2 separate regions of the Homo sapiens genome follow, and region 1 is linked to region 2. Evidence: chromatin loops called from intact Hi-C (ENCODE). Cell type or tissue: HCT116. All regions are shown on one strand. Links, peaks and the distances in the headings refer to the core of each region. The heading gives the core; the rest is flanking DNA.

The links. Peaks named below come from ENCODE experiments on the same cell type or tissue, not always from the same donor. Only the 100,000 strongest peaks of a DNase experiment are listed, where the experiment ranks them.
Region 1: a loop joins it to region 2, with 3 times the contacts of the local background. A loop is called at or near these places in 2 of 110 quality-filtered maps.

The regions. Positions count from the first base shown.
Region 1 is chr9:86,988,972-87,004,577 of GRCh38, reverse strand. It overlaps GAS1RR (GAS1 adjacent regulatory RNA), which reads right to left. Exons shown (of 7, transcript NR_049794.1): 6 at 7,175-7,264; 7 at 2,545-5,984. Among named protein-coding and RNA genes, the nearest start is that of LINC02893, 45 kb to the left of the region's middle. In HCT116, for the core only: no CTCF peak of the experiment used is centred there; a DNase peak (open chromatin) is centred at 7,207; H3K27me3 peaks cover 761 bases.
Region 2 is chr9:86,628,689-86,644,294 of GRCh38, reverse strand. No RefSeq gene overlaps it. Among named protein-coding and RNA genes, the nearest start is that of LINC02834, 72 kb to the left of the region's middle. RefSeq lists an enhancer at 4,336-4,836. In HCT116, for the core only: CTCF peaks have their summits at 4,337 and 6,649 (motif pointing left); a DNase peak (open chromatin) is centred at 6,643; H3K27me3 peaks cover 1,664 bases.

The sequences.
Region 1 (15,606 bases), core at 2,909-10,908, 360 kb before region 2:
TGACTTGATCACTATGCCTTATATACATGTAACAAAACTTTTCATGTACCCCTAACAAATTAACAAACAAAACAAAACAACCCAAAGGTTCCAACTAGTTTTATAATTTCAAGATATTTCCACTCACATTGTGAAGACTTTCTTGATCACCCTGCCTTCTCATAGTCTAGTTCTTTATCTTTCAAATTTCTAGAACAATGGTCATCTGTGTGCCTTTACTGGCATAGGACACAGTAAGGTGTAGGGTTCATTATGTTTTCTGTATAAATGCACCAGCTCCCAATCTTGATTCTAAGCTTGGTCAAGCCCTAGATTCTTCTCCTGTGATGAAACATGACTCAATCCCAACATAAACATCTATGAACACCTTGCCACCTCACAGTCCCTTGTCAAGTGAGTACTTCATTCTTAGTAGGCCTTTTGGGACTTAAATTAGTCAATATGTGAAGTTTCCATGTTTCTTGGTTTCTGCAGTGGTGATAATGTTTGGTTAGCAATATCCCAGTGTACTTTATTGCTCTGCAAGAAATTCCCTCAGGCCTGTAGAAGAACATCCTTATGCTGTATGTCAGACAAGAGTTATTTTAGTTACCTGAACTGAGATACCACTGTCTGCTGAGTAAACATTCTGTTCAGGGGTTAATGTGTTCTCTCTGAACCATTGCTCCAGGAATTTGGAAGATGGATAACTAGACTATCAGAAGGTAGGGTGATCAAGAAAGTCTTTGTGATGTGGGTGGCAATATTTTGAAATCATAGAATTAAATTGAGCCTTTGGATTTGGGGAGGGTTTTGGGGGTGTTTTATTTGTGCAAATGTATGGGGTACATGAAATTTTTGCTACATTTATATACTGGGTGGGGTCTCTCCAGTTTATGTTTTATGTTGTATGTGAAGCTACTGTGACAAGTAGAAAGAAGGAAATAATGAATTTGAGTAAAAATTAATAACAAAGAAAACGAATGTACAAATAACACATTTACGAATAAACAAGTATGCCATAAAGAGACTTGAGAATACCAAATGTAAGTTATTGAAAAAGGAAAGTAAAATTGACAAACCTGAGGTATGACAGAACAAAAATAATGGTCTAAAAAATAGATTGAACCTTCAGTCTTTGCAAAAATGGAAGATCGGGAACAAGATCTCAGGATCAACCTGAAGCAAACAAAACAGAAAAAAATATGTGAAATAATGGTTTTCAATACACTGGACATCAGCAATGAAACACAGTGATCTATGAGAGAAAAGAAAATAAATCAGGTAAGGCAGGGTTGTTTCACAGTTCTGCCTTACAAGAGATTCCAGGCCATGACCTGGGGTTGGAGATCACAGTAGAGTCACCAAGTTGAGGAGTCAAAGCTAAAAATCTGAATAGATGAAAGTGGCTGGAGTTTACTGGGAAGCATACTAGAGAGGGCATCTGCACACAGAGATCTGTAGAGATTTTCCTTTATTTATTCAACAGAGCAGTAATCAGAGCATGTTTGTGAAGAAACTGCCCAAAGTTGGGGAAAGAACTTCCCTAAAGACTTGGAAGGAGCAGTGTCTGGAACTCACATAAGGCAGGTAATGGTGCCTGTACTCACCATTAAACTACAAAAAAATGTAATTCACCTAGCATTGGGTAGAGTATTTAGAAGGGATTTAGCTCAGTAGTTTGAATAATTAGCACTAGACTGAACACTGTTCTGGTCCTTTTTAACAAATCTTAAAATCCAGACCTAAAAGGATCAAACTGTCTGCAAATAACACAATTGTATTCCAGAAAAAAAGCTCAAGATATTCAAAAGAAAGCAAAAAGTATCCAGAGCTCAACAAGGTAAAATCCACAATGTCTAGCATCCAATAAAAAATTATCAGGCATTTAAAGAAGCAGGAAAATATGAACCATAGTGAGAAGGAAAAAAATCAAACAATCAAAATATTAAACATTGCAAAAGGAAAGACTGGTGAGTTAAAGACATCGCAAGATAAACTATCTAAAGTAAAACGCAGAAGAAAAAATGACTCAAAACAAGAGAAAATAACAAAAACAACAGAGCATCATTGATGTGTGGAACAACATCAAATGACCTAATATACCCGTAATTGAAATTTCCAAAGAGGGGAAAGATGAGACAATGACTTTTTAAAGAAATAATGGCTAAACCTTTTTCAAGTAGATAAAAAGCTATAAATTCACAGATTGAAGAATCTCAATGAACTTCAAGCCGAAGGAACATGAAGAAAACCACACCAAATTATAATGTAGTAAAATTACTCAAAGTCTGTAAAAAGAGAAAATCTTAAAGATTTTTCTTCCTCTGGAAATAATGCCAGCAAGAAGACAATGGAGTAGCATTCTTAAAATACTGAAAGAAAAAAAAGTCAACATAGAATTTCATACCTAACAAAAAATATTTTCAAAAATAAAAAAAGTTTTTTAAGTATACCAAAGCTGAAAAAATTCATCACCAGCACCTTCGGGCAGAAGGAAAACGATAGCAGGTGGAAATATGGATCTACACAAAGAAATGAACAACACTAGAAATTATAACTACGTGGTTAGCATATATTTTTATTATTTATTATTAAGTCTAAATAAATATTGTTTAAACAAAAATATTACAAAATCATGTAGAGTTTATAACATGTAGAAGCAAAATAGATGACAAGAATCGCACAATTACTGGAGGAAAATGAAAGTATACTACAATAAAGTTTTTATACTATGTGTTAAATAATATAATATGACTAGAACATAGAATGTGATAAGTTGAAGATGTTTACTATAAACCCTAAAGCAACCACTAAATTAGCAAAATAAAGTTATAGCTAATAAGCAAACAAAGAAGATGAAATAGAATTTTAAAATACTTGATATAAAAAAAGGCAAAAAAAGAGTTTTTTTGAAACAAAGAACAAATGGGACAATTAGATATTCAATACCAAAGTGGTAGATTTGAACTTAATACATATTAATAATCACAGTAAATGTAAATGATCTAAATACATTAATTAAAAAGCAAAGATCATCAGATTGGATAAAAAAGATCCAAATATATGCTGCATACAAGATATAGTAACATAATATAATATAAATCATATATGTAATGTCAATATAAAGATACATTGGGTTAAAAGAAGAAGGATGGAAAAAAGATATAGCAAGCTAACACTAACTGAAAGTAGAAATAGATAATTTCAGCTAGAAATTTCTAACTGAAAGTAATAATAGACAAATCCATGATTATAACTGGAAATATTGACACCTTTCACTAATTGATAGAGTGAGTAGAAAGAAAGTCAGTAATAATATAAAAGACTTGAACAACACTGTCAACTAACTTGACCTAATTCACAGTTACAGAACATCCCACTCAACAATAGCAGAAAACACATGATTTTTAAGTGTGCCACGAATGATTACCAAGATAAACCATACTCTGTGCCTTATAACAAGTCTCAATATACATAAAAGAATGCAAGTCATACAAAGTATTATCTCTGACCACAATGGAATTAAATTTAAAACAGGTAACAGAAAAATATCTAGAGAAAAAAATGGATACAAAGGGGGAACATAACTTCACATTCTGCTGAGATTTAAATAATAAGGGGTTATTAATACAACTTTAATCTGACTTGAAGATGTAAACGAAAAGTAGAAGTTTCTGGAAAAATAAGCTGTATTACAAAAATAAAATAATGATTTAAAAAATCAGTATTTTATCTTCCTCCAAAAGGTCTAGAATTAAGTGCCTTTGTAGTGAATTCTGCCAAGTATTTAAGGAGCAATTAATTTCAATAATACATAAATTATTCCAGCTGGTGAAAAGAGGAAACTGTCTTCAACTCACTTTATAAGTATTATATAATCCTTGTACCAACCAGGCAAGGACAGTATAGGAAAGCAAAGGCATCAGCCAATCATACTAAATTCATTAATGTTTGTAGAAGATATCATGACCAAGTTAACTCAGAAATGTAAGGCTGGCTTAACACTCAAAAAAATCAAAGTAAAGGAAAAACTACAGTAACAAAAAGCAGATCCATGGTTTACTGGGGCTGGAGAGAAGGTGAGTATTAACTGCAAAGGGGCCTGATAAACTTTTTGTGGTGATGGAAAAGTTCTAAACCTGTTTATTGTGTTATTCGCATACATTTACCAAAACTTACTGGACTGGATACTCTAATAGGGTAAATTTTATTATATATAAATTATGCCTCAATAAACCTGATTTTAAAATATCAAAATAATAAATCTTTATACTAATTTTTAATAATCATGTGATCATCTCAATAGAAATGCAATGGAGAAATTTTGATAAAATTTAACATTGATCTATAATAAAATCTCTTAATAAACTAGAAATGAAACAAATCTCTTAACCTCATAAAGACTCTCTACAGAAAACTTACAACAAACATACCCAATTATGAAAGGCTGATGCAAGAGCAAAGACCAAAGGCCAGAGTAGTGCCAATACTGGAAATCATAGAGAGTGCAGCAAGGCATAGAAAAAAATTAAACCTGTAAAGATTGTGGAAAAGAAATAAAATTATCTTTATGATGAGTTATAACACAATTGCATAGAAAATCCAGTAGAATAGGCCAGGGCGCAGTGGCTCACGCCTGTAATGCCAGCAGTTTGGGAAGCCAAAGCAGTCGGATCACCTGAGGTCAGGAGTTTGAGACCAGCCTGGCCAACATGGTGAAACTCTGTCTCTACTAAAAATACCAAAAATTAGCTGGGCATGGTGGTGGGAGCCTGTAATCCCAGCTACTCAGGAGGCTGAGACAGGAGAATTGCTTGAACCCGGGAGCCGGAGGTTGCAGTGAGCTGAGATCATGCCACTGCACTCCAGCCTGGGCAACAAGAGCGAAACTCCGTCTCCAGGAGAAAAAAAAAAAAAGAAAATCAAATTGAATAAATAAACTCTTAGACATTCTAAGAGATTTTAACAGGTTTACTGAATACAAATCTACATTTTAAAAATCCATTAAAGTTTTCTATGTGAAATAGTTAAAAATGTATATATTTTTAAAAATACCATTTATAACAGCATCAAAAATATTAAATACCTAGATATGAATCTAAACAAAAGATAAGGCCTCTAAAAAGACAATTATAAAATGTTATTGGAAGAAGCCATAAATTGGTGAAAAAATAGATCATATTCATAGATTGGAAGTTACAATACAAGAAAAAACTGCAAACTTGCCCAAATTGATTTAAGGATAAAAAATTTTGCCTTTTATTTTTTCGTACCTGACAAGTTAACTGAAAAATGTAGGTGGAAGCACAAATGAACGAGAATATCCAAAACACCCCTGGATTTAAAAACAAAAGAAACAGGGTTGGGAGTGGGTATTTGCCTAATTAGATACCAAGAATTACTACAAAATTATATAATTAAGACAGTTGAGTATCATTGGAGAAAAAATGCATATCAATCAAATGCATATAATTTTCATATCATAAATCAAATGAAAATTTGATTTATGACAGAGCTAGCATTATAGTTCAATGAAAGAGAGAATAGGCTTTTCAACAAATCATGTTAAAACAATTGGTTGCCTAAAAGAACCTAGCCAAATGCCACCATGTTGACTTCTCAGGCAGAGCTTGAAAGGTGAAAGACCCCACTGCTGAAAAGTAAAGAAAATGGGAATCAATCCAAATGTCACCCAAGGCCTGGCATGTAGCACACGTCAATACCTAGTATTATTATTATTACTTTATTATTTCCCAGCCGTCCTAAATCTTAATAGCCATTCTTCCATTGAGTTTTTCAGTTCCACACTCTGCTTCACCTCTGTAGATGGGACCTGTTTTCCTTCTGAGAAGGGATTGTCACCAGGTTATCACCCCCACACCTAGGATACCTTTGCATAGTATCTGAAGCTGGATTATTTGGGCTCAATTTGTAGTTCTACCACATAGCAGTGTGTTGCCTTGAACAAATTACTTAAATTCTTGGGGTCTCAGTTTCTTCATCTGTAAAATAAGGATAATAATAGGATTTGTCTCAGGATTATAATGAGGGTTAAATAAGTTAATACTTGTATAGTGCTTAGAACAGTGTCTGGTACACAGTAAGCTCTATGTAGATTTTACTTTTTATCACTAATAACAAATTGATTAACTTTATTAACATACAATTTTAATATTATGTCTCATCACTCTAGAGATAGTCTCCCTTAGAAATGGAGAACTGTATGACAGGTTTTTCTATGGAGTACTACTGTGTATTTGGATTCTTAAAAATGCAAAGATATAACGTAGAATAATTGATTTGAGCTTTGTTTTCATGAGTTTTACTTCTCTCTCTGCTCCTTCATTTCTAATTTTTTTATTATTGTTCAGTACAAGTATGATAAAAATTATCCACATCTGTTATTTATCTTTCCATCCTGGGGCAAGGCAAATGTGTATAGTTCCCCCCAGGATAACACGAACCATATGGAGCCTATGGAATTATATGTATTATCAGTTTATAAATTCAGACTTTGCCAAAGACTGTCCACAAGCAGCCCAGAGTTCTGGGGTGCAAGAGTTTGCACTGGGATGTTTATATTCAGCAAACATATTGGTGTAAAACATGCTTGCAGCTGGTGCCTCCTCAGAGAGAGGGGGCTTGACGGTGCTTTGCTGCACATTAGGATCGCCTCAGAAACTTTAAAAAATATCAGTGCTGAGGCCATACTCCATACCAATTAAAATAGAATCTGTTGGGTAGGATCAGTGGTATCAGTATTTTTGGTTTTCCAAATTCTCCAGGTGATTCCATTGTGTAGACAAGCTTGAGAACACCAAAAGCTTTAGAAAAGAAGATTTTGCATCTTTTTGGCCCCTATAGGAACATGCCTAGGAACACAAACACACCCTCATTTGGAACCAGTTTTTGCCATCTCCAGTATACGATGCACACACCTGGGTAGAAATTTCATCTTGCTCAAATCCCAATTAGCATCCCTGAAGTACTATACCTCAAGAATATCCTTCTTAACAACAGCAAGCACTGATTTGACTAGACTAAAGATGATTTAATCTAGCCGTATTGAGAGGGAGAAAGAAAAGAGAGAGAGAGTAAAGAAACACAATCCCCATCCATCCAATTTTCAAGTCAATTGCTACTCATTCAACAAATTACATCCTGGGCTTAACACAAATTCTGTATCTGTTACCCTTAATCACATGCAGTTGTTCCTCAAACAGAGACCAGAAGGTGGCAACCAAGGTAAGCTCCTTACATCAGCTGGCTCCAATTCAGTGTCCTGGAAAGATTCATGCAGAATTGTGGGTCACTTTTCAGAGGACGGTCCACTGGATGCCACTCTTAAGGCCATTTGCTTTGATTTCCTATGAGCAATTTCACTTTCATGAAAATCTCTGGGTCCTGCAATTCCTTATGATGGTCTCAGTGCCTACAGAATCCTTTCCCAAGTTTTCCTCTTGTTGCAGAGAAACAATGAGGCATTTAAGTTACTAGCAAGAGCTGTGTTGCCATCAAGAATTGAATTCCTCATTTTGTTTTCTTAAATATTAAATAGAAGTAATATTTCAGCCGGGTGTGATGACTCATGCCTATAATCGCAGCCCTTTAGGAGGCTGAGGCAGGTGGATCACCTGAGGTCAGGAGTTCGAGGCCAGCCTGGCCAACATGGTCAAAGTCCCTCTCTACCAAAAATACAAAAATTAGCTGGGCATGGTGGTGGGCACCTGTAATCCCAGCTGCTCGGGAGGCTGAGGCAGGAGTATCGCTTGAACCTGGGAGGCGGAGGTTGCAGTGAGCTGAGATCGTATCACTGCACTCTAGCCTGGGTGACAAAAGCGAAACTCCATCTCAAAAAAAAAAAAAATAGAAATAATATTTCAAACAATAATTTTCCTTTGTATGTTAAGTTGCTTTGCTGTATAGAACCTGTTCCTGACTGCTTTAGGTAAATGATTTTAGTGATTACAGATTATCTGTAAAATGAGTAATTATTTAATAACATGATCTCCAAGGCTATTTCTAGTCCTTAAATCTAAAATGATCTGAATTTGAGCATTTAGAGGTGGTAGTGTAGTTGAAAGACAGACAAAAGTTCAAGTACCAATTTCACTACATATTTTGGACAAGTTACTTATTTTTTCTGGGCCTCAATTCCTACACCTCTAAACAAGGAGCTGATTATGGTATTTGCCTCCTACGTCTGGAAAGTCAGGTAGCAAAGCATGGGTTCTAGAGTTAGGCTGCATGGCTTGAACCACAGTCCAAGCAGACTCAGCTATGTCACTTTGAACAAGGTATGTAACATCCTTCTACTTCATTTCCTTCACCTGTAAAATTGGAATATGACAATGAATATTTCATAAGGGAATCATGAAATGATGTAAGTTAATGGATATTGAATTTAGCACAAAACCTGTGTTAAATAACAAACATTTAAAAATAACTATTGCTATCATCACCATGTCATCAGTGTAAAATAAGATTGCACAGATAAAGTACAGATGCTAGAGACGTGCACACTATCATCCTCCTTGTCTTCCCCTCCCCTTATTTCCATAAGATTCTCCAGCTGCAACATCTTCCTAACATGTTAGATTTAACCTGTGGGATCCCTGAGGATATGGAAAATTGGCTCATTTTTCACTCTCTAATGCTATTCCCTGTACTCAGTAAACACTCAGGGAATGAATAAATGAATGAATAAAAATGTTCGCGAATTAAGTGAGAGATGTGATAAACTGGGAAGTGATGATGAAGTGAGAGTCCTTAGAGAAGCCTCAGAGTAGAGATGTGAAATTATTTATACAGAGGGAGGAGGGGAAAAATTAATGGATAATAACAGAAGTTCTTAAGGAGCATGTGAGAAAGAAATTAAACTTCCCCATCTATGAATATGCCTAATGGAGTCAAAAGTTATATGTAGCATTAAGCCCATCCTCGTACTTCACCAGCAGTGTGGCTATCAGGGGCTTTCAGGGACGTTCTGTGGGAGATCAAAGCTGCCTTCCATGATGTCAACACAGAAGCTTAAATGTTCAGTTTATATACTTGTGACTAAATAATACACATCTAGATAGAGGAAAACTAAGAAAGTCACTATGGGTTCTAAATGACAAGTGTGGAAAGCACACATCTATCCTTCACTTTCAGATCCCCTTTGAACTGCCACACCAAAACAAAAACAAAGAAGAATACCTGTGCAAGGGACTATTTAAGAATGTCATACGTATACTAAAAATCTTAAGCACGCATCTATCCTTCACTTTCAGATCCCCTTTGAACTGTCACACCAATACAAAAACAAAGAAGAAATACCTGTGCAAGGGACTATTTAAGAATGTCATACGTATACTAAAAATCTTGAGGAATTTCTGTGAGATGTCTGGGAAACAGGGCAGATTGAGGAAAAAGTCTGCCAATCACAGTTCACTGCATGAGAAGGTGCCATTTTCTCAGCAGAATCTCACCAACTTCTAAGTGCCAGAGCTAAGGTCAGTCTATAACACAGCATTTGTAGGAAAAGTTTGATCCTAGCAGGCACTGAAGGTCACTTGGAGTAAGGACCCCATGAACACACTCACTCCCAATTATCCTGATGTCTGAAAGTAGGATCAGGCAATAAGCAGGGAATTTGAAGAGGCAGTTATGCCAAGGGGAGGTGGGAGTCTCAGAACCAGCTGGGAAACCAGTGACAAACAGGAAAAAAGAACTCTTTGGAACCCAGGTGACACTGCCTCTAGCTCTGACTCCTTCCTTATTTCTTTTCATTTTCTGAAATTTTGTGTTAGTGAAATAAAATTACAGAAAATCTAATCTTTTCCCTTCTCTCTTTACCTACACCACTCAATGCCTTAAAAATATTTCTTAGTTTTCCAAAAAGGTAAAATACAAAATTTTCTTTCTGCAGGAATGAGCAAATGGACACAAAGTGCCAGGCACAGAAATTAAAAATGTCTTCTAAAGGTTTTAAGGAATCAGAAACAATATCCTCTCAAGAAACAGAATTATTATGTGAAATATGTCTGGAAATAAACTTAAGAAAGTCTGGAATTAATATTCTTGATAGGATTTAGAAAACTATTAAATAAGCAGTCAGGCGAGAGGGAAATGCAACTTGAGATAAGAATATAATTGTGTAATTTGAAACCCTAGTAATGGCAGGGAGAGGCTGAGAACATATTGCAGCAAAGAGAAACAGTGATGCCCAAGTTAACTTTCAGAAAAAGAAAAATACATGTTATATTTGCTTTTACTTGCATGAAAAAAACTGTGGAAGGTACACAAAATACAATAAAGGTAATTAAATATTGTTGGTAGTAACAGTGGTAATGGGCAGATGGGAGTGGAATGGGAGAGAAACTTCCACCTAAAAAAGAAACTTGTGTAAAAGAACCTTATATGCCTGATCTCTGCTACAAGTTTGCTATTTTAAATTACTGATATTAGTGGTATCACAGAATATTTGTTCTTCTGTGTCTGGCTTATTTTGTTTGATATAATGTCTCTCAGCTTCATCCATGTGGCAAATGACAGGATTTCCTTCTTTTTTAAGCATTAAGCCAACCCCCTTTTTAAGGCTGAATAATATTCCATTGTATGTATGTATCACATTTTCTTTGTCTATTTATCTGTTCATGGACATTTAAGTTGTTTCTGTGTCTTTGCTATTGTAAATAATACCATAATGAATATGAGTGTGCAGACAGCTCTTGGAGAATTTGGTTTCAGTTTTGCAGGGTATATACCAAGAAGAGGGATTGCTGGATCATCTGGTAGTTCTTTTTTTAAGTTTTTGAGGAACTGCTCTGTTTTCCACTGTGGCTATATCAATTTATAGTTCCAGAAAAAGGTGTACAAGAGTTTCCTTTTCCCTATTTTTTTGATAATAGCCATCCAAAAGGTGTGAGGTATTACTTCATTGTGGTTTTAATTTGCATTTCCCTTATAATTAATAATATTGAGTACTTTTTTATATATTTGTTTAAGATTATTTATGTTTTTTTACAAAGTGTCTATTTGGGTCTTCTGCCCATTTTAAAAGTCAGATTGTTTTTCTGCTATTGAGTTGTAGAACTAACTCATATATTTTAAATATTAACTTTTAATCAGATGTATGATTTGCAAATATTTTCTCCCATTCCACAGGTTGCCTCTTCATTCTGTTGTTTCCTTTGCTGTGCAGCAGCTTTTTAGGTTGATGTAGTCCCATTTATTTATTTTTGCTTTTGTTGCCTGTGCTTTTGGTGTCATATTCAGGAAATTATTACTAAGGTCAATATGAAGAATCTAGAAATTTGTATTTATTTAACTTTTGAACAAAGTTAATGTGTTACATATTCAAAAAATAAATAAAAACCATGAAAATTTCTATTTTAAAACATGCTATTTAAAAAGGTAATGCCAGAAGAAAAGATAATACTTTAAAGTGACTTCTGAAGAGAATAAATACAAGTAATATATGAGAATCTGCCATTTTTTTCAAAAGCTTTTAGCTTTTGACTTGTAAAACTGTGCATATGTGTTTTTACATCAAAAACACAAAATTAAAAACTTCTCCAAGAAATTGAAGAAAAAAGATTATAGAGTTAGTGAGAAAGAGAGCTATATATATTACCAAAAGGAGAAAACAAAACAGAGAGTGAGAAAGTAATCAAAGTTATAATAGAAAAAAAATGTATTGAACTAAAAGCAGGGGTGTCCAATCTTTTGGCTTCCCTGGACCATACTGGAAGAAGAATTGTCTTGGGCCATACATAAAATACACTAATACTAATGATAGCTGATAAACTAAAAAAAAAAAAAAGGGCCAAAAAATCATTTATGTTGGGCTGCATTTGAAGCTGTCCTGTGGGCTGCAGGTTGGACAAATTTGAACTAAAGCATTTGTGTTGTTAAAGCAAATAGGCTCACTGAATATGAGGCAAAATAAATAAAGACAGACATGGAGACAAATCCTTTGGAAACATATTTTTGAGAGGATATAGCAAAAGATTTCATACTGGCAAAAGATTCTCCTCTACAATACTAAATCGTAGCTATTGCTTTTTCCTGTTTCCATCTTCAGCACCAGAATATCTTTCTTTTTTTTTTTGAATGGAGTCTCGTTCTGTCTCCCAGGCTGAGTGCAGTGGCGCGTTCTCACCTCACTGCAACCTCTGTCTCCTTGGTTCAGGCAATTCTCCTGCTTTAGCCTCCCGTGTAGCTGGGACTAAAGGCATGTGCCACCACACCCAGCTAATTATTTTGTATTTTTAGTAGAGACGGAGTTTCACCATGTTGCTCAGGCTCATCTTGAACTCTTGACCTCAAATGATCTGCCCGCCTCAGCCTCCCAAAGTGCTGGGATTACAGGCTTGAGCCACCGCACCCGGCCAGCACCAGCAATATCTTAATGGCAAGCATTTATGGTTGCTAAGATCCAGGCACAGTGCTTAGGGTTTGCATGTGATTTTTCCTTGAATCTTCAGGACCATGCCATGAGATGGGAATTTAAGTATCAGAAATGCTAAATAACTTACTCAAGGACGCAAAGCCAAGAGCTGAACTGATGCATTCTGACTAGATGATCAATATTCCTTATCACTGAACTCTATAGGAATAAAAAAATAAGGTTGTAGTTTACAACCCCAACTGCAAATTAGAATCTCCTAGAAAGATTTTTAAAATCTTGCTTCACTAATGGTGAGTCTGGCTTAACTTGTCTGAGGAAAGAGTGTGGATATTAAATTTATCGAATAACATTTAAATTCTAGTGTGAAGCCAAATTTGACAGCCACTACATCAGAGCAAAACCTAGAGAGTTTTGAGGATAAAAAATGTGCTCTAAGCAGGATTAAAGTAAGGTGAATGAAGTCCTGAGGTGCAAAATTTTAATGAACACCCAAAAATTCAGTAATCAGGAGAAACAATATTTACTGCAATTTTTAAAAATAAGAATTAAATGAAATGTAATGAATTATAATTCATGCTGGATGAAATACTAAAATTTTAAATTGGGGAGATCTGATGTTGCACCTGTATGACTCACCCCACCCTAATCTTGCCTTGTCAAACTCTATTTCAAATTTTTATATTTTGTCTATCATAGATTTTAGCATAATTTTTATTTTTTAAAATACTTCATTAAAGTATTCTGTCTCTTGATATTTTAGGTTTGTGTTTGTTTGATTTTGGCTTTCTGACATGAAGAATAGGGAAAAGTACATCCACTCCATCTTTCTGGGTGTCCTAAGAGTTTTACATCTAATGAAACAGTCAAGTGAAAGCAAGTGAAAGTCATCCTCAGAAATTAAAGTCTTCAAGTAGAGTTTCACATATATACTCTTCTTTCAAACATTGCTCAAAGGGCCAAGCATGGTGACTCACACCTGTAATCTAATCTCAGCACTTTGGGAGGCCAACATGAGTGGATCACTTGAGGCCAGGAGTTCGAGACCAGCCTGGCCAACACAGCGAAACCCCATCTCTACTAAAAATAAAAATTAGCCGGTTATGGTTGTGCGTGCCTATAATACCAACTACTTGGGAGACTGAGGCAGGAGAATCGGTTGAACCGGGAAGGCAGAAGTTTCAGTGAGCCAAGATCGTGCCATTGCACTCCAGCCTGGGTAACAGAGTGAGACTCTGTCTCAAAGAAACAAAACAAAACAAAAGAAACAAAAAAAATTGTTCAAAGAAATACTATAACATATTCAAGAATGAGGAAGGCGTAGTATTTTCATCAAAGATGAACAATGAAATCAGAAAACTACAAATAAGTCTAAATAATTATTGTTAATGTGAATATTAAGCATAATGCAAATATCAACAATAAGTCTTAAAATAGAAGACATATACTATAAAAAAATACTGTGTATCTAAAATTCTAATATATAAAAAATTGAAAAGAAATATAGAAAAAGCAGAAATAAAAATATATTAAATGTATTACCTTTCAGAGAGGAAATGGAGCGATTCTACTTTGTTCTTTGCAATTTGCTTTTTTCAAGTGAAACTCACGTAATGTAAAATTAGCCATCTTACAGTGAACAATTCAGTGGCATTTAGTACATTGAGAATATTGTGCAACCACCACTTCTATCTAATTCTAAAACATTTCATCACCCCAAAAGGAAACCCTATACCCATTAAGCAATTGTCCTATTCTCCTTTCTCCCAGCCCTTGGTAACCATCAATCTGAATTCTATCTCTATGGATTTACTCATTCTGAACATTTCATGTAAATGGAATTATGCCATACTTTTGTGTCTGGCTTCCTTTACTTAGCAGAATGTTTTCAAGGTTTTTCATGTTGTAGCACACATCGGTAAAACATTATTTTTATGATTGAATAAAATTCCATTGTATGCATAACGACATTTTATTCATCCATTCATTGATGGACAATTGGGCTGTTTTTACCCTTTGAGTATTGTTAATAGTGCTGCTATGATCATGTGTGTACATGTATTTCTTTGAGTCTCCATTTTCCAATTCTTAGAATAAAACATAGGAATCTTGGATTTAACAATGATTCTTAGATGTGATACTAAAAGCACAAGCAAAAAAGAAGATGAATAAATGGACTTAATAAAAAATAAAAACTTTTGTGCATCAAAGGACATTGTCAAGAAAGTGAAAAGACAACCCACAGAATGGGAGAAAATATTTGCAAATTATGATTTGATAAGGGTCTAGTATCCAAAATACATACAGAACTCTTACAATTCAACAGCAAAAAAAAAAAACACCCAATTTTTTAAATGGCAAATGACTTGAAGAAACACTTCTTCAAATAAGCTATACAAGCAGCCAACAAGCACTTGAAAAGATGCTCAACATCATTAGTCATTAAGGAAATACAAATCAAAACCACAATGAGGTACCCCTTCACACCCACTAGGATAGCTATTAACCAAAAAGGAAAATAACAAGTGTTGGTGAAGATGTGGAGAAACTAGAGTCCTCATATATTGCTGGTTGGAATAGAGAATGGTTCAGGCACTTTGGGACAGTCTGGCAGTTCTCAAAAGAAATAAACATATTAAGTTTGTATCCTAGCAACATCCCCTTTCAAGGTACCAGTTTCTGCAGTAGGTATGGCCAGCTAAGTTGCAATGAGAAAGGGTTGTTGTGCTAATACAGATGAAAGAGCATGGTGGCTTAGACTAGAGTTTTAGCAATAGAAATGACAGGACATGGTCAGATTCCAGATGGAACTGAGACACAGAATCAACAGGACAGACTGATACATGACATATGGGGGGACTGGGAAAATTGGTAAATAACCTTCCAGGTTTTTGGTCTGCATAACTGGGTGAGTTGGTGAGGGGTAGGGGGGGACACATTTTCTGAAATAGGAACATTTGACATTTGACCTGAATGAAATACAAAAGACGAAAAGCAAGTATTTCTGGGAAGAATGTAGCAAAAAGAAGAAACAGTAAGTGCAGAGACTTGAGGAATGAAATGAGCTTGGCTAATTTGTGGAACGAAAAGAAGGTTAATGTGGCTATGCTGAGAGTTGGGGGTTTTCTTGCCACTGAAAAAAGATCACTTCAGTTTGCCCTCTTTAAAATGATAAGAATTACTGATCGTTTTAATTAAGTACAGTACTAATTACTGTACATGGTATACCCAAA
Region 2 (15,606 bases), core at 3,593-11,592:
TTGTTTTTAAAGGGAGCCGGCTCACGTTGCTACTGTATTAACACTTTTATACTCACTTACAGGACTCATGTTAATGAGTCCAGTGCCTCTGGGCCCCCATGCCTCAATGCATCTGGGCTATTGCATTGAATGAGGAAGCTAAGAGTCTCTCTGAAAAGAAAAACTAAAGGGGAAAGAAAGCAAGGGAACCGAAAAGCCCTGAAAAATAGCTAACCAAAAAGCTACACCTTTCACCATGCCCCAGAGGTCAACCAACTTGGCAGGCAAGACAGACCCGGGAAAGAATTGCCAACAGCTCCAGCCTCCTCAGACCCGACACGGAGGCCAAGCCAGGAATTCTGCTGCTCATCTCGCGTCTGTGACCGTGATGGCAAGATCCATCTCCCACCAGCCAGCATGGCATCCTCTGGGTCTTTTCCAAGGAGAAGCTATTTTTCAACTGGTGAGCTATTGAGAATTAGGATGGCATGCCTACCTGGGGCCGGGGGTGGGGTTAATGATAGTGAGCTGGTGAAAGAACTAGATTGGGAATCTGGGGTGCAGGACTTCATTAAGAAGTATCTGTGTTACTATGGAGAAAACCAGAGGAGAAATGGAGTAAGGTGGGCAACCTCACTAGTGCCCAGGGTCATCAAAGACCAGCGGAGACATTCCAAGCCCAGTAAGACACAAGAAATGGAAGTTTTCGTCTGTAAATTTAGTCTTTTCTCATGAGATAAATCTTTCTTCCCCAAGATGAAGGTAAAGAACGTATCCTTCTATGACGTAAGGTTTTAAATCATGTAGATCCCCCTTCAGATCCTGGCCCCGCCACTCACCAGCTAACAGTGCTGATAAAAGTCTTTAATCTGTATGAGCCTTAGTTTTTCTCATCTATAAAATAAAGAGAGTCCCGCCTTGAGAGGATTATATAAAATAATGTATGCAAATCACCTAACATGTGCATGTGACTGACACTCAAATCATCTGTATGGGAAATTTTGTCTAATAAATTATTAATATCCAGTGATTGTGTTTAAGAGACTGGGTTAAAAAGAGAAGCCAGTACTATTTCCCAAGAAGAATAGCAATGTCATTGACAAAATAATAGATAGATTTAAATATAGAGAGGTATGTATGAAAGCATTGCTGTAATTCACAAATGTGATATGCATTAACTGAGTGACCATAACATGTCTTCTACCCAGTCTCCACTGAACAGCAACTATTTGATAGGAGCTGTACATATGAACAAGCACCACATCCAGAGGACTTTCCATTTGGGGGTGACTTAGCAACATAGCGACCCTATAAGGCAGAATGTGGTAAGAGGCAAAGGGGCTGAACAATGAAACGCAGGAGCGCGTTGAGGAAGGAGAGATTAGTTCCAGATAGGAGGATTAGGAGAGGCTTTAGGTTGGAGCTGGCATTAAACCAAGGACTTGAAGCTAGGTAGAAATAAGAAGAAAGGGCATTCTGAGAGGAGGGAACAGTGTGAATGCAGGAAATGCAAGGTATGCCTGAGAAATGGTGAGAGGTACCGCCTGCCAGGAGTGAGGCTATATAGATGGGTTAGATCCTCCAAGGGCTCATTTGCCAGGAGAGTGGGACCTTTATCTTGTCAGCGGTGGACAGAACACAGTTGTGCTTGACTAATATCCCTCCAGAAGCACATGTGTGGATCAGAGGTGGGAAGACACCAAAAGCCAGGGACCAGCAGAGGCCTTTGCAGCAAAAGGAAAAATAACAGCCTGAAGCTGGTTTATGGGGATGCTTATGGGGGTGTGGATTCGTACTTATCAGGGCACTGTCATCGAGAGGACTGGCATTCTATTGAATGTGCGGGGTGAGGTAGAGGGAAGAGGTGTAGAGAACATTGAGAATCTGAACACTGGCAACTGCAACAGGCCAGAAATGTTATTCTGTAAACACTGAGATCAGAAGACAATTGGAAAGGTCAATGTATTCAATTTGGGACATCCTAAGTGTGAGGTTTTTGTTTAAGTATGGCATCTCAGCCAGTCACTTGTCAGATGCTACTGCTATATGCATTACTCAGAGCAGCAATTAAGCCCGGGGGCCTACCTTGAAAATTAGGATGTTTGCGGTCAAGTCAGAAAAACAGAAACGCATACAGGTCTCTTACACCAAAGGAACTTAATGCCACAAACTAACACAAAGATGATGTAAGAGCTGAGAAGCCCAACAAGAGATGCTGAGGCAACCTAAAGCTCAGAAGAGCATAAAGCTGATGCCTCCCCTAAGGCTAGAGGGACAATGAGTGGTGAAGGGCTCACCAGAGCCCAAAAGCTTAAGCCACCTAGCAGGAGTTAGCAGGAGTTAGGGCTAGACCCACAGAGCAAGAGGAGAAGGAGGTATTGCAAAACCTCTGTGCACAACAAAAAAGAGCTTCTCTCATTTTTCTCTCATGCACAAGGAGTGGGGCTTGTAGGCATGAAAAGTTTCTTGCAGAGGGAGGAAAGGTGCCTTGGAGAAGAGATGGAAGGAGAGCAAGTACTAGAGGATGACCCAGAGAGCTGGCAGCAGCATCCCAGGGCCTGGGATGAGAGCCTGGGACAGAGGGGAGAGTGAGTGCCTATAAGTTCTTAACCTCCCTACCCCAGAGGGCCATGGTAAGTCAGGGAAAGAAGAGGTGCCCACAGCTCCCCCTTCCTCTGTGTATCTCCTGAAATCAGTGCCCAACGGCATCCACAGTGTCAAAGCTGGATGGGTGGCTTCTGACCCCACATCCACACATGGTCCCATCCTCCCATGCACTCTCCACATTCCTGGGGCCACGGCACAGTAGAGTGACTTTGTCCTCATTTCGCCATTGTGCTTTTTGTCACTAAGGGAATCTGCCCCATTTATGTCCCTGCTACCCCATTCAAGGAGAACACCTGTGAGCTACGGTGCATCAGTGGTTTTGAAACGTTTGTGTATGACCTTTCTCTGATGCTTCTCTTTTTGTCTGTGTGGTTTGAAAAGTCCAGTGATTCTCTGGACTCTTATTAAAGCTTTTTCAGAGATATCCATTGAAGTGGGTTGGGGAGTTCCTGGAAAAATGATGATATTAAAAGGTCATATCCAGAGGGGACCACAAAGATCATCCAATCCAGTGTTTCCCAGATGTTCCCATGACCATCACCTGGGGCTTTTAATAGAATCTTAGATTCCCAGGCCTTACCCCAGGTCTACTGAATTGGATCCTCCAGATGATTCCTAAGATCATGCAAGTTGAGGGGACATTTATTTAATGCAAGTTGTTCATCTCAACAAGGAGGCCCAGAGAGTGAGGTGATCCAACACCTTCATCTCAACAGTGAGGCCAAAAGAGGTGAGGGGCTTCCCCCAAGAATTCACAGATTCTGTCTGGGAGAAATGGGATGAGAATCCAGGTGCCCACAGTCTGAGCCTAGTTTATCTTATAAAATATCCCAGGAGAGGAAAGTGCTATAGATGGTTAAATGCAAGGTTGATCGACCAAGACTTTTGGAGTTTTTTTTTTTTTCCCATCAGGCTTGATTTTCACTATATATTTATTCATTAAAAAAGAATAAAATAGCAATTTTTCAAATCTGTTTCTGTGTATACCTCAGAAAGCAGGCTGACCTGGATATATGTATATATATATGAACATACCCAGGCCCTACAGCTATCAAGTGGCAAGAAACTATTGGGTGAATGAATGAATGCCAGTATCCCAGGAACTGACTGGACTGCTGGTTTTCTGATCCAGAAAGTCATGGCCACATATATTTTCTGCTCAGAAGCAAGCCTTTCACCCTGGAGATTCTGAGTCTACAATGGCAGGAGTGCTGATTTGCTGTGCTTTCCAAACCAGCCCTGTGAAGGGAAGGATTTTTGTGTGGCTATTCTTCTTAAAAAACCTGTGAATGGTTCTTTTACCAGCATTTCCCGAGTATGGAAGTGTGGGCAAAGAGATTCTCAGAGTTAATTAACCACCCGCACCTCCCTCCTTCTTGTTTGCCCAGCTCATTCAAACACATAAATGCCACTACAAACAACCAGTAAATCTACAGAGGCTTGTTCTGGCTGTCAAACACAGCCATAAAAATAATATGCCCTCCAGCATGGGAGGGAAGGCAAGAAGGGAAGGCACTCACTAATTTTCAACAATCCCTCCTTAGAGACATAATCTTCAAATAAATATTTAACTTGCTCTGTCTTTGGTCTTAGATTATTTACAAATCAGGCTTTCAAGGCATTTAAAATGATCCTTCCTTGAGCTATTTGCACACCTACAGTTGCCCGGAGGTAGGAATGAGCCTTCCCGAGGCCGGAGGCTGGCCTCCTGCATTACCATACATGGCCTGCATGCCAGTTAGGAGCAGGCAGGCTCCAGGGCAGCTGGCAGCCTGTGCACTCTGTCAGGTTCATCGCCCTCCACCATGGTTAATACAGGGGATGGGCAGACCTGCCCACCTGCAGAACCTTGCCATCCAGTGCTCTTAGAGAGAAGTAGGACGCAGAATTTCAATCCTGCAGTCATTCAGAACACCAGGATTAAGAGAAGTAACTCCTGGGACTGAGGAGTTGGAAAAGAAACAGGGCAGGGAACTTGCTGTGAGAAAAAAGTTGAGATGAGGGTTCATGGGCAACTAGAAATGTGTTTGAGTTTGGCAGTGGAGGTAGAGATAAAAGATAATATGAATATATGGTAATACGAAGGGTCATACGAAGGCCTTCCAATCTTCTGATGACATCTTCCAAGAGTAACTGAAACTCTCAAGAGGTTAATAGGTTGTCCAAGGAAGGAAGGGATTTGAAGCCAAAAAAGTGTGAACCCCTATGTGTGAACCCACATGTATTCCTCCTTTTGGAGACATGGGAGCAGAGGTTGGGAAACCTTTTCTCTAAAAGGCCAAAAAGTACATATTTTCTGCTTTGTGTGCTATTTGGTCACTGAGGTAGCTACTCACCTCTGCCACTGCAGCAAGAATGCAGCCATGGAGAATATGTCAACAAATGAGCATGGCTGTGTTCCAATAAAACTTTACTTGCAAAAGCAGATGGCAGGTCAGATTTGGCCTATGAGCCACACTTTGCTGTTCCCTTCACTAGAATGTTAAAAGCTCCGAGAAGTCCTGCATTAAAGAAATCTTTTTTTTTAATTGTCTTGTTTATTTATTTTACAGAGAGTGTCACTATGTTGCCTAGGCTGGACTCTAACTCCTGGGCTCAAGCAATCCTCCTGCCTCAGCCTCTCAGGTAGCCTGGACTACAGGCATGTGCCACCATACTCATCAAGAAATCTTTAACTTCATCTAATCCATTTTTTTCCTCAATAATTTGGCCATAAAACCCTTCTTTATCCCCACATATTTATCGATATCATGTACTAAGCTAGTGTTCCACAGAACAATTTGGGAAACGGTATCCTGGGGAATGGACTGGGAAAGAAGAAAAGCTATAGGCAAAAGGTGTAATGCCTTGGTAAGCTGAATATCTAATGCTAGAGCTAAATCTTTGGTCAATTGAGAAAAAAATCATCCTCCACTTCTGAATGGGCAGAAAATAAGCAGCAGTAGGAAGAAAGTGATAATCAGCGACCAAAGCAAATTTCAGTGATAGAATCACAAATCTATAGCAGGCCTAAGGAGGCACATGGCACCAGCTGGGACACACAGGACAGGCACACAATCAACCAGGTTACAGGCTCACAGCCAACATGATTCTGACTGTCGCTCAAGCTCCTGGTGGTTCTCAAGGCTGCCCAGACTACAATGGAAAGCATATTAATCAGACAGGCTATTGCTTCAACCAACAATTTCAAACACAACAGACCTTATAAAGTTCCAAGAGGGGTTCCTGGTCAGTGGGAAGCTCTCATCCACACAGCAATTCAGGGACCCAGGCACTTTCTTTTTGTGGCCCTGCCATTCCCTAGGGTCTCAGAGTCCTCTGCTGCAACCTCTAACATCTGACCAGCCGTCAAGGAAGAGAGAGAGGGCCTGGAGGATGGGGCTGACAGCCTTTAGGGCCCAGACAGCTCTGTGAATACCTTCAGGGTCTGCACAAATTGCATTACAGCAGGGGGCCCAAGGCAAGAGCTTTTGCTTCCCTGAGAACTTCAAGCATAAATATATAGGCTCTATAGGTTTGCACACTGAGTCTAACTTGATCTTCATTTTAATTTCCATTTGCCATGAGTTCCTTTTATTCAGTTTATTCTCTTTTAGTGTCTCAATTAAGCTATTCTGTATCTTTTTTTTTTTTTGGCATGGGGAGAAATAATTAAATAAAATGTAACGTTAAGTTAAATTTCAAGGGGGAAAAAGAAAAGAAATGCCCATTGCTGTGGAGATCATTGGGAAGAAAGCAGAGTAGAGCTTCCTGAAAGCTTCGTGACCCTTTTTCTTTTTGGGACAGGGGTCAAGCGTGAGTGGCTGTCTCCAGGTTAGACTCCCAGTGTACCCACTCCACAGGACGTGCAGCATCAACGCTGCATCAGTCCAGAGGCTGACCCAGAGAGAGGAATCCAGAGCTCCGCCCCTTCTTTCAATCATCTCGCTGCAGGCACTGACCTCCTTCACAAATAGCTGTGCCCTCTTTGCATGAGTCTGGGGGGATTCTGAACCACAGCCAAGGGGAGATGGAGGCCATCTTAAGGTGGGCCAGATCCCACCCCCACGGGCAAGAGCGCCACCTTGTGGTCCCTGATGTCCAGCCGCTCACGTTTGACCCAAGCTGGAGCCGACAAGCACAGGCTGAACAAGCCCAGCCGGCAAACACTAAATTCTAACTAGGAAAAAATGGTGGGGAGGGAGGAGGAGAAATGAATTTAAGTTAGAAAAAATTCTTGAATACCAGCTGATATCTTTCCGAGGAGTCTTACAGACACATTGGAGGGCACAAACTTATGTGTTTCTTTCGATATTTCTAACCTACTGCTAATATTTTTTTCATCAGGGAAACATTTCGTCTTGTAAAAGCTGGATGTCATGAACTGTGGTTTTAGAAAACAAACTAGAGACAATTGGAAGGCCACACATACTTAAAACTGCACGCCCTCTCACCGCAAACGAAGTCATATATTACTGCACCCCCCTCCTCCCCCACATAGGGTCCTTTCAGAATGTCAATCATAACATTGAATTTGCCTCCCGTAAGTTCTCCATTATTGCCGCATTTCACATAAAATGATGACTAGGAAATGATAAGAATAATTCATACATATACATATTTATATGTATGCACATACATATATGCATACATATTACATATGTATGTGATATAAGTACATACTACAAATACGTTCCCAAATTACAAATATATTCTCATTTAATCTTCACAGCAACCCTGTGAGTCAGGCATGGCAGAAATTCCTCCCGTTTTGCAGATGAGGAGGCCAAAGTCAGCGGGGTGAATAGGTCGTGTTGAGCCAGGGAGCCTCAGAGCAGGACCTGGACACAGATCAGCCGAATCTCCTCCCCTGCCTGCTGCCTCCGATAACAAGAGTGGAGAGTAACAGCCTGCTAGGTGTCAGCAGCATTCACTTCGTATATTATGCTTATCCCCACTTAGGTCCACAGCCACACTTCCAGTGTAAGTTATTCTTATCTCCTAGTCACTGCTTTCAGGGAATGGGAAGAAAGAAACCAGAACACAGAGATGGCTGAGCTGTAAGCTTCCCAGCAGCCAAGGGCAGGAGGCCGGTCCATGGGTTCAAAGCTGTGTGAGACACACCAGAGCAGACATGGATCAAGTTGCCTTCCCTGTAGTTCTCTATCTGTCCCTAATATCCCCTCCTGACATCAGATCTAACCACCCACAACTGTGATGTCAGGGACCTGACACTTTAAGTACAAATCAAACACATACACATTTCAAAAACTGTAAGAGAACTGAGGCAATGATCTGCTTACTTAGATAAAACATTTTTGACTTCCAGAATATATGGATCACTTCAGAGGATGCAGTGTTTTACCCCGAATCCATTAAAATGCCAGACCCTCATTCCTTTCCTTCTGCACATTTGACACGAGGAGAGTCCTGGTGGGCGAACGAGGAAAGTGCTGGGTGAATGCACCGCGCACTGTACACAGGCATTTCCAGCCATAGCAGGTGCCTGGTGACCTATTCTCACATCAGTTTATGCCAGGGAAACCTGATTCTCATGCCTCTGTCACATTCCACCAAGTGACTTAGTGTCTCCTGGTAGAAAGCTCCACTCCTAAATCTCACAAAGTGAAAAAGATCAGTGTTCTCTACAGAATTCTAGAGGTGTCTGTGAACTCAAAGGCATCTGATAGATAAACCCAAGATCTATGACTTTCTCTAAAATTATGGCTGCTCCTACCTTTCTTCTAGAAGCATTACTCTTTTCTTAGGAAATGGTAGTAGACTGCCATAACAAAATACCACTAGCTGGGTGGCTTACACAACTAAAATTTATTTTCTCACAGTTCTAGAGGCTGGAAGTCCAAGATCAAGCTGCCAGCAGGGTTGGTATCAGTAGAGAGCTCTCTCCCTGGCTTGCAGATAACCATCTTCTCACTGTGACTTTATATGGCCTTTCCACTGTGCTCCTGGAAGAAAGAGAAAAATCTCTCTCTGCCTCTGCTTATAAAGCCACTAATCCCATCAAGAGGTCCCCACCCTCGTGAGCTCATCTAACCCTAATTACCTCCCAAAGGGTTCACCTCCAGATACCATCACATTGGGGGTTGGGACTTCAACATATGAATTGGTGGGGTTGGGGGAGACATAAATATTTAGTCTGTAACAGAAATTATCATGTTTACAATGTCGAGAAAAGACAAGTATTTTTTAAAATGTTCCATGACTCTTGCTCCACATGCATGATCAAAGCAAATTTATGTAAAGTGTATTCCTTGAAGGAAAGGAAAAAAGGAATGTACAAAAAAAAAAACCACAGAGAAATTAGGACTGGAAATTAGGATTTCTCTCTGGGGCCTCCCAGAGAATTTTACAGACTACCATGCCTTATATATTCCCATGCTAGATCTCCTCCAAGTATTTCTCAAGTGCAATAGCCAACATTGAGAGCCAACATCATCCTCCTTGTGGAACTGGGTACCCTTTGAATGGTCAATTACTGAGAAACAAGATCATCACCCAGACCAAAAAGACAATGAAATAAGGCTGGAAATACAGAATGTTGGTTTATACGTTGAGTCAGTGACTGCATGGAAGCCACAAGACAGGCTGTGATCTCCCTCCCATGTTCTTGATGTCCTTGTCACACCCTGTTATGGGCTGAACTGTGTTCTCCCAAGATTTATACATTGAAGTCCTAACCTGAATCTCTCAGAATGTGACTGTATTTGGAGAAAGGGCCCTTAAAGATGTGATCAAGTTAAAATGAGGCTGTTAGAGTGGGCCCTAATCCAATATGACTGATGTCCTTACCAGAGATGCTAGAACAGAGATGAAAGGCCATGTGAGGACAGTGTAGAGGCAGTGCAAGCCAGGGAGAGATGCCTCAGGAGAAACCACACCTGCTGACACTGTGATCTTGGATTTCCAGCCTCCAGAATAACCACACCTGCACACACCTTGCTGTTGGACTTCCAGCCTCTCACTGCCTCCAGTGAGAGGCAGTGCAAGCCAGGGAGAGAGGCCTCGGGAGAAACCACACCTGCTGACACCTTGATCTTGGACTTCCAGCCTCCAGAACAATGAGAAAATAAATTTCTGTTGTGTAAGCCTCACAGCCCATGGTATGTTGTTATGGCAGCCCTGGCAGATTAATACACACCTTATTAAGCCTTAGAGCAGGAGAAGGGAATGATTTCACCTTGAAATGAGAAGGTTTGGGGTTTAAGTCAGGCTTTGCCACTAAGTCAAAAAAGTTAGGATTACCAGGAGTCACTTTGTCATTGTGAGGCTCTTTCTAGCATTCTGCATGGGTCTACTGACTTTTTATTACGGAACAGATACAGCCCCAGCCCTGTACAGCATGGCCTGCCATGGCCACGAGGCCTTCATGCAGCAGCATCACAAGCTACAAGTACATTGCCTGGGACTTGAGATATGATAGGGGGAAAGAAAATCTGCATTCTCAAGTGGCAGGAATTAATGAGCTGAGAAGCAGTGATGTGGGTTGTGTCACTCTCCCTAATTGGGTCTAGTTGAGGGCAGGGATAATTTTTGCCTAGAAACCTTTGTGATTCTGAATGCTCAGGTATTCACTCCACCCCACACCCCTTCTTCTCACACACACCTCTCTCCCTGGAGTTGCTCTGGCTTGGAATTCCGCCAAACTCCCACCCGACTCCCAATTAAATATATCATGCAAGGTCTGGCCTGATGGAGAAAGCCCTCACTTGCTAAGGGGCTTAAATCACTTGACATGTGCATGCCAATTTTCTCCTCCATATCACGTTTACTGATTAGCCTTTTCTTTGTCCCTTTTTAAGAAAATGACTGTGACTCATTATTTTTAAAGAAGCCTCGATGGGGTTTGGCTAAGATACAAAACAATATTTCTACCAAAGGCAAAGAACATGGATTCTTCCAAGGGATAAAAGGAGGAGCCACCTAAAGCCACCTAAGTCAAGGTGAACTAATACTACTCCATGTGCCCAGTATCCCTCCATGTGTCCCCACTCCTGGCCAGGCAACTGCCAGCGTGCACATGAATTCAAAGCACTCTCATTGTCAGAGAAGCTACGGCTTTCCTCTTGTCTTGTCTTTTCTTGCTTGCTAATTAACATTGCAACCTAAGTAAGTGTGTCTTATGTGTAGAAAGAGAAAAAAAACAACAGTGACCCCATAAAGTGATAGTGTTGAGTCAGATCTTTCTAAACCCTACCTTTTTCAACCAAAAGATCCTTGAATAATAGATTGGAAATCACCAGAGAGCAGCAGAGGGGGGACAGGGGTAGGGGGCGGGGAATAAAAGCTTTTGAATAATGAGAAAATTTCCAAGCAACCCTTAGTTTATAAGTGACACCTGTTTCAGTCCGAAACTAGGTCATTGAGTTTAAATTTCCAATCAATAATAAAGGGATTTTATTTTTAAGATCACACATAAGCAGAGAGCATTCTTATTTGGAGGAGTGGCTCAGAAAACTTCCCAGAACAGCGTAAGTCCATAAAATAATAAGTAGAAAGATAAATATCTAGACTAAAAGGCAGTAAAACAATACTGGGTCTTAAAAGAGAAAATCTGCCGGGACCAGTGGCTCACACCTGTAATCCCAGCACTTTGGGAGGCTGAGGTGGGTGGATCACTTGAGGCCAGGAGTTCAAGACCAGTCTGGCCAACATGGTGAAACTCTGTCTCTATTAAAAATACAAAAATTAGCCAGGTGTGGTGGCATGTGCCTGTAATCCCAGCTACTTGGGAGGTTGAGGTGGGAGAATCGCTTGAACCCGGGAGGCAGAGGTTGCAGTGAGCAGAGATGGTGGCACTGTACTCCAGCCTGGGCAACAGAGTGAGATCCTGTCTCAAAAAAAAAAAAAAAAAAAAGGTAGAAAATCTACTCTGTATTTAAAAAAAAAAAACCTAAATGTTGTGCAATTTGAGGCAGAGACTGGCAACTCCAATAGTGTTAAGAGCTCTGGGGCCGGCCAGATGTGGGCCAAATGGTGAGGCTCATGGAAAAGCAGCAGAATACAGGGCCAGGACACAGTGGACAGGGTTATGACCAGGTCCAAGTCAGACAGGACTCTGGCCACTCCTGGAGAAGGCGCCCCTGTCCCCGAGAACATCACCCAGGAGTCACACACACACATGCAGGATGTGCCATTCCTTCCCGAGTCTGAGCCACAGTTCACTTCAGTGGGTTTGGGGGAGTTTCCTGGGATCTCTGATGAGAGCCATACTGAGTGGGAGCACTGTCAGTCCCATGTAAAGGGGGCAAGCAGCCTTCATCTATGTCCTCTATAAACACGTGAGTAAAGACAGACTTAAGAAACAAGACACAAAGACCCTCCAAAGATCTGTGACCTCCAAAGACCTCCTTTCGGATTGGATTTTCCAAAGAGAGAGTAATGAGCAGATAATCCTCTATCCAGCTTGGAGCCCACTTAGAATTACAATAAATCATAATCACCTTCGCTACCCAGGGAATGGTCCTCGGCTCCTTGATGTATGACAATCTAATCCACGATGTTCTATAACTGAATCTAGGTGGCCTCCTCCCCAGTTAACGATTCACTCCACAAAGAGCATCTTCCGCAGAGACCTGGACCAACAACAAAAAAATTAATTTCAATGAAGTGACACTAAAGCATCTGAGAGGATTAATAAAAATATTACCTAGAGACAAACCAATTTGAGAAACAAGGGTTACATCAAGCAAAGCACATAGCACCTGTCAACAGTATTCTTTTCCTTTATTATTTTTAAATAGCTCTGAGTTACCCCAGGAGGACTTGTGAGTGCCCTCCCCAGAGGTGTTGAAAAGAACCCGGTTTAGTTGTGCATTTACTTGTGTTTACTGGATTTCATGCAAATTAGGGGTGAGGAGAGACTAAATGTTTTCTTTTGATCCTTCCTATGTTTGCCTCTAGGCATAATATTTTGGACACTTTTCTGAGTTTGCTTCAATTTTCACCCACTCCTTTCCCCATAGATTTTGTCTCCTTGCCTTTTGTTTTGTTTGGTTTTGTTTTTGATGGGGTTTCACTCTGTCTCCCAGCCTGGAGTATAGGGGTGCCATATGCCTCACAGCCTCGACCTCCTGGGCTTAAGGGATTCTCCCACCTCAGCCTCCTGAGTAGCTGGAACCACAGGCATGCACCACCACACCTGGCTATATTTTTAAATTTTTTGTAGAGATGGGGTCTCCCTATGTTGCCCAGGTTGGTCTCCAACTCCTGGGCTCAAGCGATCCTCCTGCCTCAGCTTCCCAAAGTGCTGGGATTCCAGGCATAAGCAAGGGCACCAGGCTCTTTCCTTGATTTTTATAACTACTTTCCTATAAATAAGAAACAGCTCCACGGCAGTTCATTTGCCTAGTCAATTCTTCCTCTCAGGCTTCTTGATATTTGGGTTGGCAAAGAATAAAAATATAAAGCTCCCAAACCTGTAAGGGATTCTAAAAGTCTAAAATTCCCTGAAACAACAGAGGCACAATAGTTTCCCACTTGATAATGTGACCTTCGTCGCCTTCTACAGCCCTGGAATAGAGGAATGAGGCAGCAGGTCTATGTTGTGGCACCAGAAGGAAGGATGGATAAGATCTGCTGCATTTCCCAGTTACAGGCAGCTGATGGGGAGCAGAGCTGGTCAGCTGGTCATATTCAGTAGCTCTTCGTGTTTCATGAAAATGTGTAGAACCCTTAAACACTACTCTAAAAATAGGCCTATCCCTTGACTTCATCATGGTAAAGACCATAAATGAATCTTAGTCTACCAACTCAGATAAAGAGGAAACAGCACATGTCCACTTCTTTTAAATCCACTTAAATTAGCCTAAAGAGAGAATTCAGTCTTAGCCATTATCAGGCACCCTTCCCTCCTTAAGGGCACAATTGTTCATAAAACTCATGCAATGTCTAGACAATGGAAAGGGAAGTTCTTCCAGCCATTCATTGCTACATAACAAAATATCCCAAAAGTGCAGTGGCATAAAACAGAAAAGACTCATATTATTATTATTATCATTATTATTATTTTGGGAGACAGGGTCCCATTGTTTCACCCAGGCTGGGGATCAGTGGTGCAATCATAGCTCACTGCAACTTCAAATAAAAGACTCATATAGGCCGGGCACAATGGCTCACGCCTGTAATCCCAGCGCTTTGGGAGGCTGAGGCAGGTGGATCACCTGAGGTCAGGAGTTTGAGACCAACCTGGCCAACATACTGAAACCTCATCTCTACTAAAAATACAAAACTTAGCCAGGCCTGGTGGTGGGCGCCTGTAATTCTAGCTACTTAGGAGGCTGAGGCACGAGAATCTCTTGAACCCAGGAGGCGGAGGTTGCAGTGAGCCAAGATCGCATTACTGCACTCCAGCCTGGACAACAGAGTGAGACTTTGTGTCAAAAAAAAAAAAAAAAGACTCATATGAGTCCATTTGTATGGAATTTCTAGAAAAGAAGGAACTGCAGAGTCAGAAAGCAGATCTGAAGTTGTCTGGGATTGGGATTAGGAGAGGAAACTAATGACAAAAAGCACAATGAAATTTTTGGGTTGATGGACATGTCTTAAAATACCTTGATAAAGCTCATTTAAAAAAAAATTAGTGGCATAAGACAACAACCATTTCAGTACAATCATGAATGCTGTGGTTAGGAATTCAGTTGGGGAACCCTGTGCATGCTTGTCTCTGTTCCACAATGTCTGGGGACTCAGATGGGAAGAAGAAGAGCGAGAGGCTGGAATCATCTGGAAGCTGTTCAGGATGGCTGCAAAACTGAGCCTGGCCAATGCTGTCGACTGGAGTGCTTACACACGGCCTGTCCACCGAGCTTGGGTTTCTTACAGCATAGCAGCCAGCTGGGTCCTGGAATGGAGCACCCCTGGAAGGAGTGCCCAGAGAACTTACTTGCCAAAGACCAAAACTGACATAGTTAGGCTCTGTGTCCCTACCCAAATCTCATCTTGAATTATAATCCCCATATTCCCCATAATCCCCATGTGTCAAGGGAAAGACCACGTGGAGGTAATTGAATCATGGGGGCTTTTTCCCCCATACTGTTCTCTTGATAGTGAGTGAGTTCTCATGAGATCTGATGGATTTATAAGAGGCTCTTCCCCCTTCACCAGGCACTTCTTCCTGCTGCCTTGTGAAGAAGGTGCCTTGCTTCCCCTTTGCATGATTGTAAGTTTCCTGAGGCCTCCCTAGCCATGCTGAACTGTAAGTCAATTAAATCTATTTTCTTTATAAATTACCGAGTCTCGGGCAGTTCTTTATAGCAGTATGAAAATGGACTAATACAAAAGCAGAAGCTGCACGACTTCAGGTTACAAGCCAATCTCTAGGCCAGCCCAGATGCAAGGGGAGAGAAACTAGACCTCACCCCTCTATAGAGTGTGGCAGGGCCACATCAAAGAAGGGCATGTAGGATGGAAGATATTGTGGAGTCCACCTCTGGCAAACAGAATCTGCTACCAGACCCTATTCTTCTCACTGTCACAAGCCCCAAGGTCTCCCTGTGGGTGAACAGGCTTTTCTTTTTCAAGGGGTAACAGAGACCATTTACAAAGAGAAATCCTCATGCTAAAGTCCTGCCTTCCCAACAGCACCAGAAAGCCTTTTGCCTCCTGAGGTCTTGCTGAGACATTTCACTTTATAGGCACAAGTCCCATCACTTGAGAAACTGCTGGCCTCTGACCACACCTCTGATTTAGAAACTGCACCTTGCTGCTGCTGTCACTGTTCAGCTCTCCAATGCACTCGTCCCCCTTCCCATTCCCTCAAGGACACCTCAGGAAATGTCTTCAATGGGCTTTACATTTCATAAAATACAAAAAGAGGAGGCTCTCAAACAGCAGCATTGATTATGGGTTCTGTAAAATCTCTAAAGCTGGGGAAAGAGAGATAGAGAGATTGGGTGAGATGGAGAGAGAACCTGTCATTTTTTTTCCAACTGGGGAAGGCAAGTGACAGAACAGATCACACATCAATTTTCCAGTAAATCATTCTAGCTCAATTGCCGAGTGTACACGTGTGCACAAGCGTGC